Regions from separate parts of the Mus musculus genome. Here region 1 is linked to region 2. The links are chromatin contacts, found by Hi-C in ENCODE. All regions are on one chromosome and are shown on one strand. Each heading gives the region's core, a stretch centred on a gene start or an enhancer-like site at or near the end of the contact. The rest is flanking DNA. Distances are from core to core; before and after follow the strand shown.

The links. Hi-C counts contacts between places; a loop is a spot of excess contacts on that map.
Region 1: a loop to region 2 is called in a map of T-helper 17 cell, with 1.8 times the contacts of the local background. The contact joins the enhancer-like site here to the promoter of Cfap97d2 in region 2. A Hi-C loop is called at or near these places in 6 of 37 maps with a recorded cell type or tissue (T-helper 17 cell, T-helper 2 cell, left cerebral cortex and 1 more).

Annotation. Positions count from the first base shown.
Region 1 is chr8:13,739,078-13,745,717 of GRCm38, reverse strand. Cfap97d2 (CFAP97 domain containing 2) reads right to left here. Exons shown (of 4, transcript NM_001101519.1): 4 at 2,652-3,064. The coding sequence ends at 3,058. All of the region lies in intron 1 of Gm46032 (a long non-coding RNA gene), which reads left to right. Among named protein-coding and RNA genes, the nearest start is that of Cdc16, 15 kb to the left of the region's middle. Within about 2 kb of position 5,162, at least 1 of the 3 ENCODE cell types and tissues checked has a DNase peak (open chromatin) inside an H3K27ac peak, as active enhancers do.
Region 2 is chr8:13,703,267-13,709,420 of GRCm38, reverse strand. Cfap97d2 (CFAP97 domain containing 2) reads right to left here and starts at 3,532. Exons shown (of 4, transcript NM_001101519.1): 1 at 3,365-3,532. The coding sequence starts at 3,454. The region is part of intron 1 of Gm46032 (a long non-coding RNA gene); the gene reads left to right.

The DNA of each region.
Region 1 (6,640 bases), core at 3,913-6,412, 35 kb before region 2:
AGATAAGATGTCACACAAAAGGGGAGTTACAGAAGGATGTTGACAGTAAGTTCAAAGCAGTGCTTCACTCGGTAAGCTCAAAGTTCAAAGCAACAGTTTCGCCTGACCTCACTCCATCATCGTGCACACCTGTGGCTTCACCCTTGGATTTGACCTAGAATGAATGTTTTTCCTTGATCAAAAATTTGTCCCAAGCCTATTTCTCTTTTTAGTGTAGTTGTGAAAGGTCATTGAGCCCACTATCATGTAGCCTTTACTTAATATTCTATTCTTGATTCTAATTTTATTACATCTTTCTAGTAAAACAACTAATACCATCTTTAAATCTTTCTTTCTAAAATTATTTTAATCAAATCAGCAATTTTATAAAATCATTAATCCAGCTAGACAAGTTTAATTCATGAAAGTTCATCTTTATGTTGATCTGCAGAAAAGTCTGTTCAATAGGGTGGGTCCAGGAATCATTAGCATATGCAATAGTGACAGGAAAGGCATAGTGGCTGCAAGAAGCAATCCTGGGATGAAGTCTCTAGGGACCTTGTCTCTCAGAGCTCATCAATCAGACTATGCAAAAAGGTGGGCCACCTCCAGGAAAGTCACCTGCTCGTCTTAGACCTCTGAGCAGGAAAGGGGTCAGTACAGTCAAAGTCTAGGCCCACAGGGCCTTAGAGATAATCGCCAGTGACAGTGACCAGGTCTGCAGGCAACCTGTGTGACAAGGGAGTTCTGCTCTTGACTCTACAGAGAACATACATTGTGCCAGGGGTGCAATTTACCATGCAGACGAAAACAGCAAACGGAGAGAAAGCCAGGAGAGACATGGCTTCGGCTCACACCCCACTCACTGGATTGTATCAGGTTTAAGCAGTGATATGAAAATGGAGTTCTGAATGAAAATTAGTCTTACCACACTGCTTCCTGAACATGATTCCATGAAGATCCATGGGAACTCAAGTTAAATTTAAAGAGTCTTACAAAATAATAGCCCATGGGCAGTGATGGCCTATGCCTTTGATCCCAGCACTAAGGAGACAGAAGCAGGCAGATCTCTGAGTTTGAGGCCAGCCTGGTCTACAGAACGAGTTCCAGGACAGCCAGAGCCACACAGGGAAACCCTGTCTTGGAAAAACAAACAAAATAATAGCCCGGATCTAATGCTTTCAAGAACTCCTGACTCAGAAAGTGATGAGCCCAGTGATTGGATACAGTCTTTCCATTCTTTAAATGTTTTATTCTTTGACAGTTTCATCGACGTCTATAATATATTTGAGGTGTTTTATAGTCCCCCACTATCCTCTCTCATCCCCCTCTCTCCTACTGAAACTCTTCTTCCTAGCAAGTCTTTTTCCTACTTTTATCATTTTGTAAAGATTTATTTCATTGTAATTTATGTATATGAATGTATGAACTACATGTATATTTATAGTGCCCATGGAAGCCAGAAGGAGGCATTTGAGTCCCTGGAATTGGAGATAGGGAGGGTTGTGAGATCCTATGTGTGTGCTAGAAACAGGACCTGGGTCCTCTGGAAAAATAGACTGTGCTCCTAACCACTGCGTCGTCTCTGCAGCCCCCTTTCATATACTTTTGTGTGTGTGTGTGTGTGTGTGTGTGTGTGCGCATATGTGTATTCATGTGCCTGGGTCCTCTGGAAAAAACAGACTGTGCTCCTAACCACTGAGCAATCTCTCCAGCCCTATTTCATCTGTGTGTTTGTGTGTGTGTACACGTGTGTGCAAGTGTGTTGGCCACTTTGTTGAATTAGAGCTACTTGCATGAACATACATGGAAGTTATTCACTGAAGTTATACCACTGAAGAATATGAAATTCCAGGGATCCAAGAGATGAAACTCCCCTTCCCCAGTAGCCAGGAACTGCCAATAGTCCGTCAGGGAGCCACAGTGAGTCCTCGTGCGCAGCCGGAAAATGTCTTTTCGCTGCACACCTCCGGCTCTTGCATTATTTCCACCCTTCTATGGCGCACTAAAGGGATCTTTGCAGTCTGGGGAGCTAGCATTCAGCTTATTACTGACCTTCAAGCAGACATTCAAGGGTTCGAGCATAAAGAAATGAAACTAGCTTGCACACACACGTATGTGTGGGCATGTGTACACATACACACATACAAATACAGATACAAACACACACATGCAAACACACATAAACACATACAAACGCATGCACACACATACAAACACACACAATACATACACACATACAAACACACACACATGCACACACATACACACACACTCATAACAGGATAATTGGACTTCTCTCCTCTGAAATGGCTGATCCCGGCTTACACAGAACATGCTTCTTCCTCACGTCCATGGCCAGAAGCCCCATAGGCCTTTGCTGGATGAACAGATGAAAGTGTGCAAGAGGTCTTTTTTCGTTACATCTGAGGCAGATAGGCCAGCAGCTCATTGTTATATAACTGAAATGTGATCTTACCTAGAGACAGGGACTCTCAGACACTCCTTAGTTGCTCTGCAGGACTCACTGGGTTCTTACCTTTTGGGTCTTGTATTCTGGATCCGGGTTAAAGATCTCAAGTTGATTGATTTACATATTTGGTAAACTGAGAGTCACAGAGAGGTTTTTGGTTTGTTTTTCTTTGTTTTGTTTTGTTTTTGTTTTTGTTTTTAAGAGAATTACATACAATCACCCAAACTCATGGTAACTCAGAAAAGTATTAACAGCTAGAAAAGAAAGTCCAGTGTTACTCTGCATATTTTGTTTTTGGTTATCAGTCCAAGAAACACAATAAATAGCTGTGCTATGTCATCTGGTGAAGATTGTGACCGAGCAGCTCCGGAGTGCTGCATCACAGTGCCCATGACGGTCCCTGGAGGCCATGAAGCCAGCCTCAGATGCGAGGCCACCAGCCCCAAGACCTGCACACCCCCACCCCCATCCCCACCCCACCCCAAGGAGACACAGGAAGGCCTCATCGGAGCATCTGGGCCCTGGTCTCCTTTCAGTGGATGGGTTCTGACCCTCACCCCTTTGGCTTCAGGCTGCGCGTCCAGATGAGGCTGTGGCCGTCCCTCTCAGCTCCTGTGGGACAGGAACAGTCACATTCCTTAGGCAAGAGCAGGAAAGCAGGCCAGTTCTCCAGAATGCATGGAGGATGGAGCACCTCCCTTGAATTTTTATTTTTAGAATACACTACATAATCTTTTGTTGTTGTTGTGTGAGGTTGTGTTCGTTTGAGACAAGGTCTCGCATAGCCCAGGCTGGCCTTGAACTTCCTACATAGTTGAGTTTAACTTTGAATCCCAGATCCTACTGCCCTCTCTCTCCCAGTGTTTGGCACCATGCTGGCTCATATCTTTATTTTATAGTGCTTGGGCTGACGTGTAGTAACACTATATTATAAAAGCCTCCCTTTAAAGTGGATGCTTTTGTGGTTTAGAGATATTAATAGATGTATAGCTATAACTACAACATAATTTGAGAACATTATAATCACCAACACTTCACAAACCATAATCCTTAACTATTTCCCCCCAAGTCTTCCGTCCTAGTTTCCAGGAACCAGGGTCACCTGTCTGGGCATCACCTACACGTGACCTTCTGCATCTGGCTCTTTCACTGATGCCTCTAAGCTTCATCCATGAGGTAGCAATCTAAGACCTCATGTTTTTATGGTAGAATAATATTCCATTGGCAGATACGCCTCTTTTTTGTCTGCTCATGACCAGTGTGCACACTAGTGTTAAAATGCTATCCAGATATGGGTGTGTGTACCATTTCATGTGTGTTTGTGGCCCCGGTTCTCTCCTCTACTCGGGCGTGCACTTGCTGTCTAATATTTTTAGAGGAATCAGCAATGTTTTCAAAGTAAGCGCATCACCATAGCATCTCCGGGTTTCTCCACACACCTCACACGCATCTCCAAGCATCATCTGCGGTTCCAGTCGGCTCAGTGACTGTCAAGTGTGAAGTGTGAAGAAGTGTGAAGTATCTCACTAGTACTGACTCCCACTTCCCCAGCAATGCTGGATGGGTCTTTTTTATGTGCTCATTGGTCATCTGTGTATCTTCCTTGGGTGTACATGTCGTCAAATGATCAAACAATTTCTGCTATTTAGTTCTATTGTTGAGACTGACCATTGGCTTCAAGGTATCACCTGAACTCCAGATTTTTGGCTCCATATGATAGAAGTATATGGTGATGAAGGACAGAAACTAAAACTTGTTGTTTTTTTCCAGGGTCGGGAACTTTATAGTCTATTGGCAAATGCTGCTCACTTAACCCTCACAGGGGTGCATGTGGGTGCAGGAGATAAGGTCCATCTGTCTTTACTGATTCTGGGGACCATGGGGCTGTCTTGAAGAGCTTAGAGTGTGTCTACTGCTCCACCATTCAGGAGGAGTTCGTTTATTTGGCTTTATCATTTTGATAATTTCTGGGTTTTGTTTGTTTTCTGGTGTCCGTGTGGAGATGGTAGAGGCTATGCACTTCCACTCACCTATGCCAGGAAGCACCAGGATGGCCAGTGTGTTAGTGGATGCTTTTATAGATAGCCTCCTGGTAGCAGAGCATTTTCTTTTATTGGAGGTAGGGAGCAAGCAGCAATGTGGGAAAAGCTGCCGAGGTGTCTAGGAGAGGGCTGTCTTCTCTGGCATGCCGGTGAGATGGTCAGGGCCAGCAAAAGTTCTAGATGAAGCTAGCCAGCCATCAGGGTGCATTCCAGGTTTCTAGTCCTATAAAGTGGAGTCCTATCCCTTCTCACACCTGCCATTTTCTGATAACAGAATTTTAGGTGTGTGTGTAAAATTTTACTTCTATGAAAGGTTGAGGCACCTATAAGACATCGTGGCACACAATTTTCATCCCAGGACTTGAGAAACGGAGGCAGGCAGATCTCTGGGAGTCCAAAGCTAGCCTCTTTACAGGGTAAGACCCTGTCTCAAAAACTAAACAACAAAAGGCCAAGTCACCTAAGAAGAAGGCCTTCCTTATCTGGTGCAGCCTGTGTCCCTCACTCTCTCCCGTGGACACACAGAGCTAAGGTTCTGGAAATGCCTAAGATGGCCTGAAAGGCTCTTAGCAGGAAGCTGCCTCCCCACCACAGCACAGCTGTTTCCTGTCTTTCACGAAAAGGAAAAAACTCCAGAGCCTCTGACAAATCACCCGTAGGCCCAGAGGTGAACACTGGAGGAGGTGGGGTTGCCCTGAAGAAGTTCCCCTACCCCCACCCACCCCTTGTAGGGCGTACTTGTCCAAGAGCCAAGCTGGCAACATCCCACATGGAGTGTGGGCTGTGGGTGGTAGCTGCAGGGCACGGTTTCCAAGCAGAATAGCCGTCCCTTATGTCTCTGTCTTAGCCTCTCCCTCTCTCAGCAGCTTCACCATTTCCTTTATGTAAAGGAGAGAGAGCAAGATATCCCAATGAGAAAATGAGAGGCTGAGTGGGGAGTTTCTTCCAAGTATTTTCTAGACATTTTCACTGGAAGAAAAAAAAGACAGCCTCGAAAAAATCAACCGTGTGGAAAGGACGGGAGGATAACGAGACAAACAGCCAGCAGAATCAGGAGAGAAAACACAGTACTCAGTAAAAACTCTGGACTCGGTGAAAAGAAAAAGTCATCTTTGCCCTTAAAGGCATCCTTGAATAAAACCAAAGCAGAAACGTTAACAATAAGACATAAACAAATGTTTGGCAAAGGTAGCAATACTTTTTAAAAAAAATTTTTTTAAACTTCCAATATACTTGGGGGAAAAAATAAAAAAATTAGTTTTGAATCCAGGCAGGGTATGCATGCTGGTAATTGTAGCAATTGGGAGGCGGAGATAGATAGAAGGATTTGGGTTCAAGACCAGCCTGACCTACATAGTGAAATCCTGTCTTTAAAAACATCCTTTGATAACTCATTTACACAATGTCAATGACTTATTTTCTACAGCAGCAAATGCTAATGCTCTGTAATTAACCAAGGTTTGAAACAAAACGTTCAGGCTCTCAATGAAGTTAAAAGTGGATTAAATTTCCCTAGTGCTTTGCTAATTAGTAATTGCTTTCTCTTATACATCTCTGCAAATGTGCTTGTCCCAATGGCGCAGGAACTTAGAAGAAATGTTCAAGCAAGTAACAGGAGGGTCATGTGCTCGGAAGTCGTATAAGAGCTAAGTTTAGTGCTTATGGGGACAGTGGGGACTAAGAGGCCAGGTGTCACTGGGAGGAGGTCTGAGGAAGGGAATCTTTGGGCTGGGTCTTGATCAGGGCAGGAACTGTGTCCTAGCATACTTAATTTGGTATCTGTATTTTCCCCTAGAAGAGACTTGGTTGGTTCTAAAAACAGCATCCTGCATAAGGACAGTGAGTGACAATTTAAAACCCCTAATAATTGATTCATTGAGACATCTGTAAGGATGATGACAACAGAACTGAATTGCTCTTAACTTTCAATTAGGAATTTGCCAGTGATTTGGGTTAGGTGGAGAGGAAGGGTTTAGAGTATTAAGTTTTCTGGCAAATTCTTCCTGGCTATTTATGTAATTTTGGTCCTGGATTCTGAGTGGAACAGCTACTTCAGGTCATCACACAGTTTCATACTGAGGTTTGATGGATACAATCTGATCGAGTCACCAATTTCACCAGACTCTCCCCTGAACCTATAATCAAT
Region 2 (6,154 bases), core at 2,283-4,782:
GAATGAAATTAAAGCCCTTCTAGAATAATCACCAGAGATCTGTCTGCCCTTCTTTCTCTTGTCCCACTGAGGCTGCCATGGTGGAAGCCACTCTTGCCAAACACTCAGGTGTCCAGAGACTTGATCTTCGATGTGTAGCCTCTTGGACAGAAAGAAACAGAAGTCTGCTGTTATAAGTTGTCTAGTCTGGGGTGTCTTGTTAGAGCATAAGGAACAGATAAATACAGGCTCTAGCAATGCAGCCTTGGGTTTGCAGCTCCTCCAGCAGCAGGGTAAGCCCATCAGAGGAAGGGTGCCAGGCAGACCAGGAGGGAGAAGGAAACCTTTCCAAAGAAGCAGTGGACGGAAGGATGGCTGAGCCATGGGGCTGCTGGCTGAGGAGGGGCTCTACGGTGCTGCTGGTGGCCTGGTGGCTGGTGGCCGGAGGGTGGAGACTGGGGGTACAGCATTCTCTTTTCTCTATTTCATCAAACTGTGTTCTCAGAGATTCTCAGTCTAGCACTGACTACTTGAACAGCCAAAATCTCTCTTCTTCACATGAAACGGGTTGATTCTGTCCAGACTGGTTGTGCCTGGGATGGAAGAGATGGCTCTCCATCCTCTGCCGCTCCTCATCCTCCATCTCCCACCTGCTCATGCCTGTCTTCACCCACCAGGGCCCTTGGTATCCAGACCACTGTCTCACCTTGTCCCTGAGCTGCTTGGCTCTTTGTCAGCGTGGCACAAACCTAGACACATCTAGGAAGAGGAATCTCAGCTGAGAAATTGCCTCCTTCTGATTGCCTGTAGGCAGCTCTGTAGACCGTTTTTTATTAACGATTGATGTGGGAAGGCCCAGTCTACTGTGGGTGGTTCCACCCTTGGGCAGTGGTCTTGAGTTGTATAAGAAAGCAGCCTGAGCAAGCCATGAAGAGCAAGCCATGGAGAACAAGCTATGGAGAGCAAGCCAGTCAGCAGTGCTCCTCCATGGTCTCTTCTTGCGCGCGCTCGACTGGCCAGGAAGAACGACGCTGCAACAGGATCCTTCTGCACATGTTTATTGGGAGAGCTTGATTGTAGAGGCGAAAAGACCCTGAGCCCAGAACTGGTGCTGCTTACATAGGCCTAGGAGAGGCGTGTCTCACATCTGATTGGTTAACTTGTCTTGGCAAAAGAACCTTCACTGCCTATGTATGTGTGGTGGCCAGCAGTAGCCAACTGCCACTCTGCAACTGCCACTCTGCAACGGCTTCCCACAGTCTCTGCTTAAGTTCCTGCCCTGACTTCCTTTGATGATGGACTGTGATGTGGAAGTGTAAGCCAAATAAACCCTTTCTTGCCCCAGTTGCTTTGGCCATAATGTTTTATCACATCAATAGAAACCTTAGCTATAACAGTCCCCTTCCCTTGTCTTGTGCCTATGTGTACTTCACACTAGCCCCTAGCCTCCACTGTCTGACATTCAGACCTCTCCACACTCTCAGCTGGCATGGCTTCTATGCTATGCCCTCAGTCACTGTGAGCTTCCTCCCGACACCCCGTTTTAGCTGTTTGATCAGTTGTGTCCAAGACGGGCTCCTTGACCTTGTGTGATTTCCCTTCCCACCTTTGTGTGACTCTTGTCTTTCCTTCTCAGATAGACTGTCACCTTTGTGACAGGCTGTGGATCCCCAGTGTTCTTGCTCTGTTGCTGGTCACAGCCATATCAGGTTCTCTAAAAAACCCCCAAACAGGCTGGAGAGATGGCTCAGTGGTTAAGAGCACTGGCTACACTTCCAGAGGCCCTGAGTTCAATTCCCAGGAACCACATGGTGGCTCACAACCATCTGTAATGGAATCTGATGCCCTCTTCTTGCGAGCATGAAGACAGGGCACTCATATACATTAAATAAATAAATAAATAAATAAATACATAAATAAATCTTTTAAAAAATGAATCATAAGCTTCTGGGACATTTCAAAGACTTATGTATTTGTGCCATAAACCAATACTTGTAGACATCTCAGGGTTCCAGCCTACTGTTCACCTCCATGAGTCTCATTTGCCCAATCAGTTTTCTTCTTCCACAGTGACCATTTAAACCATCTTTGTGTTGCAGTGTCTTAGGGGCAGAGTCTGGACACTCACATAAGCACAGGGTGACTGCTTATCTCATGGGGTTTGGGCCAGTCCCTGGGATAAACAAGAGCAAGGTTCCTACAGGACTAGGCTGGAAGATCACTGGGAGAGACAATGGTTTGCTTCCTCTGGCCTCCTAACGAGTAGTAAGAGCTTAAATAGTTACTCAGGTCCCTAATACCACAGCAACTAGCATGGCCAGAGCAGGTGAAACAGGTGCCCCGTGATGAACCTGGGCAACCACCACGGTGGTAAGGCCAAGAGAGCAGAAGGCCTTGGTGTGCTTCTTACAGTGGGATCAGAGGAAGTTCTCTCCAGAGGTGGCCTTGGAACGAGACATAAGGAAGTAAGCTGAGGACCTCTACAGAGCTGTGGAGGAGTGCTACGTGGGGGCTTCAAGGGGCCGGTGAGGTGGGGAGAGGCAAGCAAGGGAGGGGTGAGGCTGGAGCATCAAGTGAGCCCAGAAAGAGCTGACTTCTTAGGGTGTCACCTGAGACTTCAGAAGGAAACAGGGTTGATTATCGATTTGGTACCTGGGGGTAATCGTTGAAAATTAGTGGAGGGGATCAACCTAGTGCTGAAGTTTCCAGATCTAAGAACGTCCTCCTGCCAGTGTTCCCAGCACAGCTAAGGAAATGTGGTTAGCCTAGTGAGAACGCTGGGCAGCTGGGCTGAACTCCATCGTGACATTCTTTATCCAGGGAGACGAAGTGGGCACTTGCCTCTCCCCTCTCCAGGTGCAGGCAGGTTTTGGTTCCTTCTGGTGCGTGTAATGTGGACCAGGAGTGGACATCAGGTCCTTTTATCATAGGATGGCTTCAAGTAACTTGGGGGAAGTTGAGTACCTTAGGAATGCACCCTGTGTTTGTGAATGGGATGGTCTTGACTCTAAGTTGGTGGGAATCTTGTTCACTGGTGATGTAATGATAAGTCCTCTTAAGAACCGTCCTCCCGGGGCTGGAGAGACCCTTAGCAACGTCACGAGCACCGACTGTTCTTCCAGAGAATCTGGGTTTGATTCCCAGCACGCACAACTGTCTTCGACTTCAATTCCAAGGGATATACTGCCTTCTGGCCTTCACGGGCACTAGGTATGCATGCGGTACACAGACATACGTGAAAGCAAAACATTCGTACACGTGAAATAAACTATTTCTTTAGTTAAAAAGACACTCTGCCATTCTGACCTTTTGAATCCACGCCGGACTTCCCTGGGCTTTGCCTGGCACCCCAAACCCCAGCATGAGGCTCCAGGAGTCTTCCTACCTTTTTCCTGTGGTCCTGGTAGGTTTTCTCCCAGGCTCTCTGCAGGTCCCTATTAGCCCACGGGGTGGTCAGCCGGGGGACTCTATGCATCTCAGATCACAAACTCCAGCGTCCCTTCAGAGAGGAGCAGGCAGCAGCAGTACAGCCCCAGCAGCAGAGCTGTTTGTGGGGTCATGTGACGGTTGCCATGGCACCCAGGCCTTGGGGAGAGCCCAGTTCAGTCTGGAGGCTTTTGAACAAAAGATGAGAGAGCACTAAGAGACAGCTAGACTCTCCTTCCACCCCAGTGGTTGTCTTGAGTCTTGATTAGCTCACTGCTGCTGTCGGGAGAAGAGCAACTCAGCTCCCAGCTCCAGAAGAAAACAAGAAAAAAGGAGGCCAAAGACCATCTCCTTTGCCAGAACAGACTAGAATGAACCAGCATCTCTTTCACAGTCATCTGCCACCTGCCACTCTCTTCCTTTCTTTACTTTCTTAATCTTTGTATTTCTTCAGGAAGAGAAACACTTTTGGTCCCGTCTTTCTTTCCGAATCATTTATAACAATGTTACAAATGTAATAAAAATCTTATAACAAAATAACAATAACTCCAGTTCAGGTGGAAGATTTTCTTTTCTTTTTCTTCTTCTTCGGTTGACTTGAGGCTCAGTTATACAAAGTCTTGGTCATTTTTTTTTATTACGTATTTTCCTCAATTACATTTCCAATGCTATCCCAAAAGTCCCCCCCTTTCCCCCCCCCAACTCCCCTACCCACCCATTCCCATTTTTTTGGCCCTGGCATTCCCCTGTACTGGGGCGTATAAAGTTTGCCTGTCCAATGGGCTTCTCTTTCCAGTGATGGCCGACTAGGCCATCTTTTGATACATATGCAGCTAGAGTCAAGAGCTCCGGGGTACTGGTTCATATTGTTGCACCTACAGGGTTGCAGATCTCTTTAGCTCCTTGGATACTTTCTCTAGCTCCTCCATTGGGGGCCCTGTGATCCATCCAATAGTTGACTGTGAGCATCCACTTCTGTGTTTGCTAGGCCCCGACCTAGTCTCACAAGAGACAGCTATATCACAGTCCTTGCAACAAACGCTTGCTAGTGTATGCAATGGTGTCATCGTTTGGAGGCTAATTATGGGATGGATCCCTGGATATGGCAGTCTCTAGATGGTCCATCCTTTTGTCTCAGCTCCAAACTTTGTCTCTGTAACTCCTTCCATGGGTGATTGTTTCCAATTCTAAGAAGAGGCGAAGTATCCACACTTTGGTCTTTGTGTCTTGGTCATTTTTAAGCTATTCATTTTTAAGGTTCGTTTTCATGATACAAGTTATTATTTTTTTTAAATCTGTCTTGGATAAACTTTCTCTAGCAACCCAAAAGACTGTCAAAAAGAATAACAATATTGTTTTTATTTCAGAATTCCGGCCTTTGTAACGTTTGGTATTCAGAACTTGGAGTACAGAATTGGTAGCTACCACTCCCTGCTCAACTGTGGTTAAATGAAGGCTAGGACGGGCACAGAGCACATGATTTAGGGGCTGTCAACACATCAGCTGTGCTTGAGTCAGACTCAGGATAAGATGTGAATGAAGCCAAGGCATGCCAGCCTCCTGAGATGCTGTGGACAGCTAGCCACACACCCACAGGTCCTTGTTGTGAAAAGTTCAGGCTAGGAAAAGACAGGGAAACTTCTGCGGCCTTCTTTGGCAGGAGGATCTCTTAGAATCTGTGATCTCCTACCACCATGGTCCCTGGCTGCTATTTAAATGTGCATGTAATTGTAAAATAAATATTTGCTGGGTCTCTGGAAAGCCTGGGCCCCTTGAACACGAGGGTCCTGCTCCCCGAAGCTCTTGGACCTTAACACACAATCCCTCAAAAAAAAAAAGTGCTGGACATGCTCTAGCCACCTCGGAGCTCATTCTTAAGGTATCTGACCTACAGGAGCGGCAGATGGCACACACATGAGATTTGGATGATTTTTTTGCTGCCAGGGGAACCTAGAGTGCAATGTGACAGGAAACCCACACCGGGCCTTCTGGGAAGGGCGGACATATACAGAGCAGGCATAAAACCACCCAGCCTCAGCTACACCCCAAACCAGCCTAGAGGTCATCGTGGAAGCCTTCACTTGCTACAGGTGGGAAGGAAGTGGTTGTGGTCCTTGTTGTTTGAGATCTAGTCTCACTGGGCATGGCTGGCCTGGACCTCGTAAGAGTTCCACCTGCCTCTGCCTTCCAAGTGCTGGGATTAAAGATGTGCATCACTATGCCTGGCAGTTGTCTTAAGGTCTGTTTTACTGCATTTGTATGACTAATTTTTAAGAATGACTTGGACATACAAGTGTCGTTATACCCTTCCACAGGACACGTTCTCCCAGAGCAGACTTCCTTCAACATCTGGTCTGCCATCCTGGTTCCCAGTTTCTGGTCATGGCCAGAGATGCCTCTGTGTGTCACGTCAGCTCTCCTGGCACTGGCAATCCCAGAACCAGAACAGCAACAGAGAAGAGCACAGGCAGAGAAGGCACTGGACTGTGTCTAGAACACTAAAGGTCGAGGAAGGTGTCTGAGAGGGACATCCTGCATCATCCAGACCAAGCCACATGGATCTGAACCACATTTATTTGCTTTAGCTGAAAAGCAGTGCATGCCTCACTACTGGGGATCTTTTGCCAAGGGCTCACAGGTCATGGTTTGGGGAGGCCATGGCTCCATGCTGCACTCTGCATCCATGCTGCTTGCAAAGTCTCCTTGGCCACAATTTCTTTTATTATCTGGCTATAGAATATGGAAATCT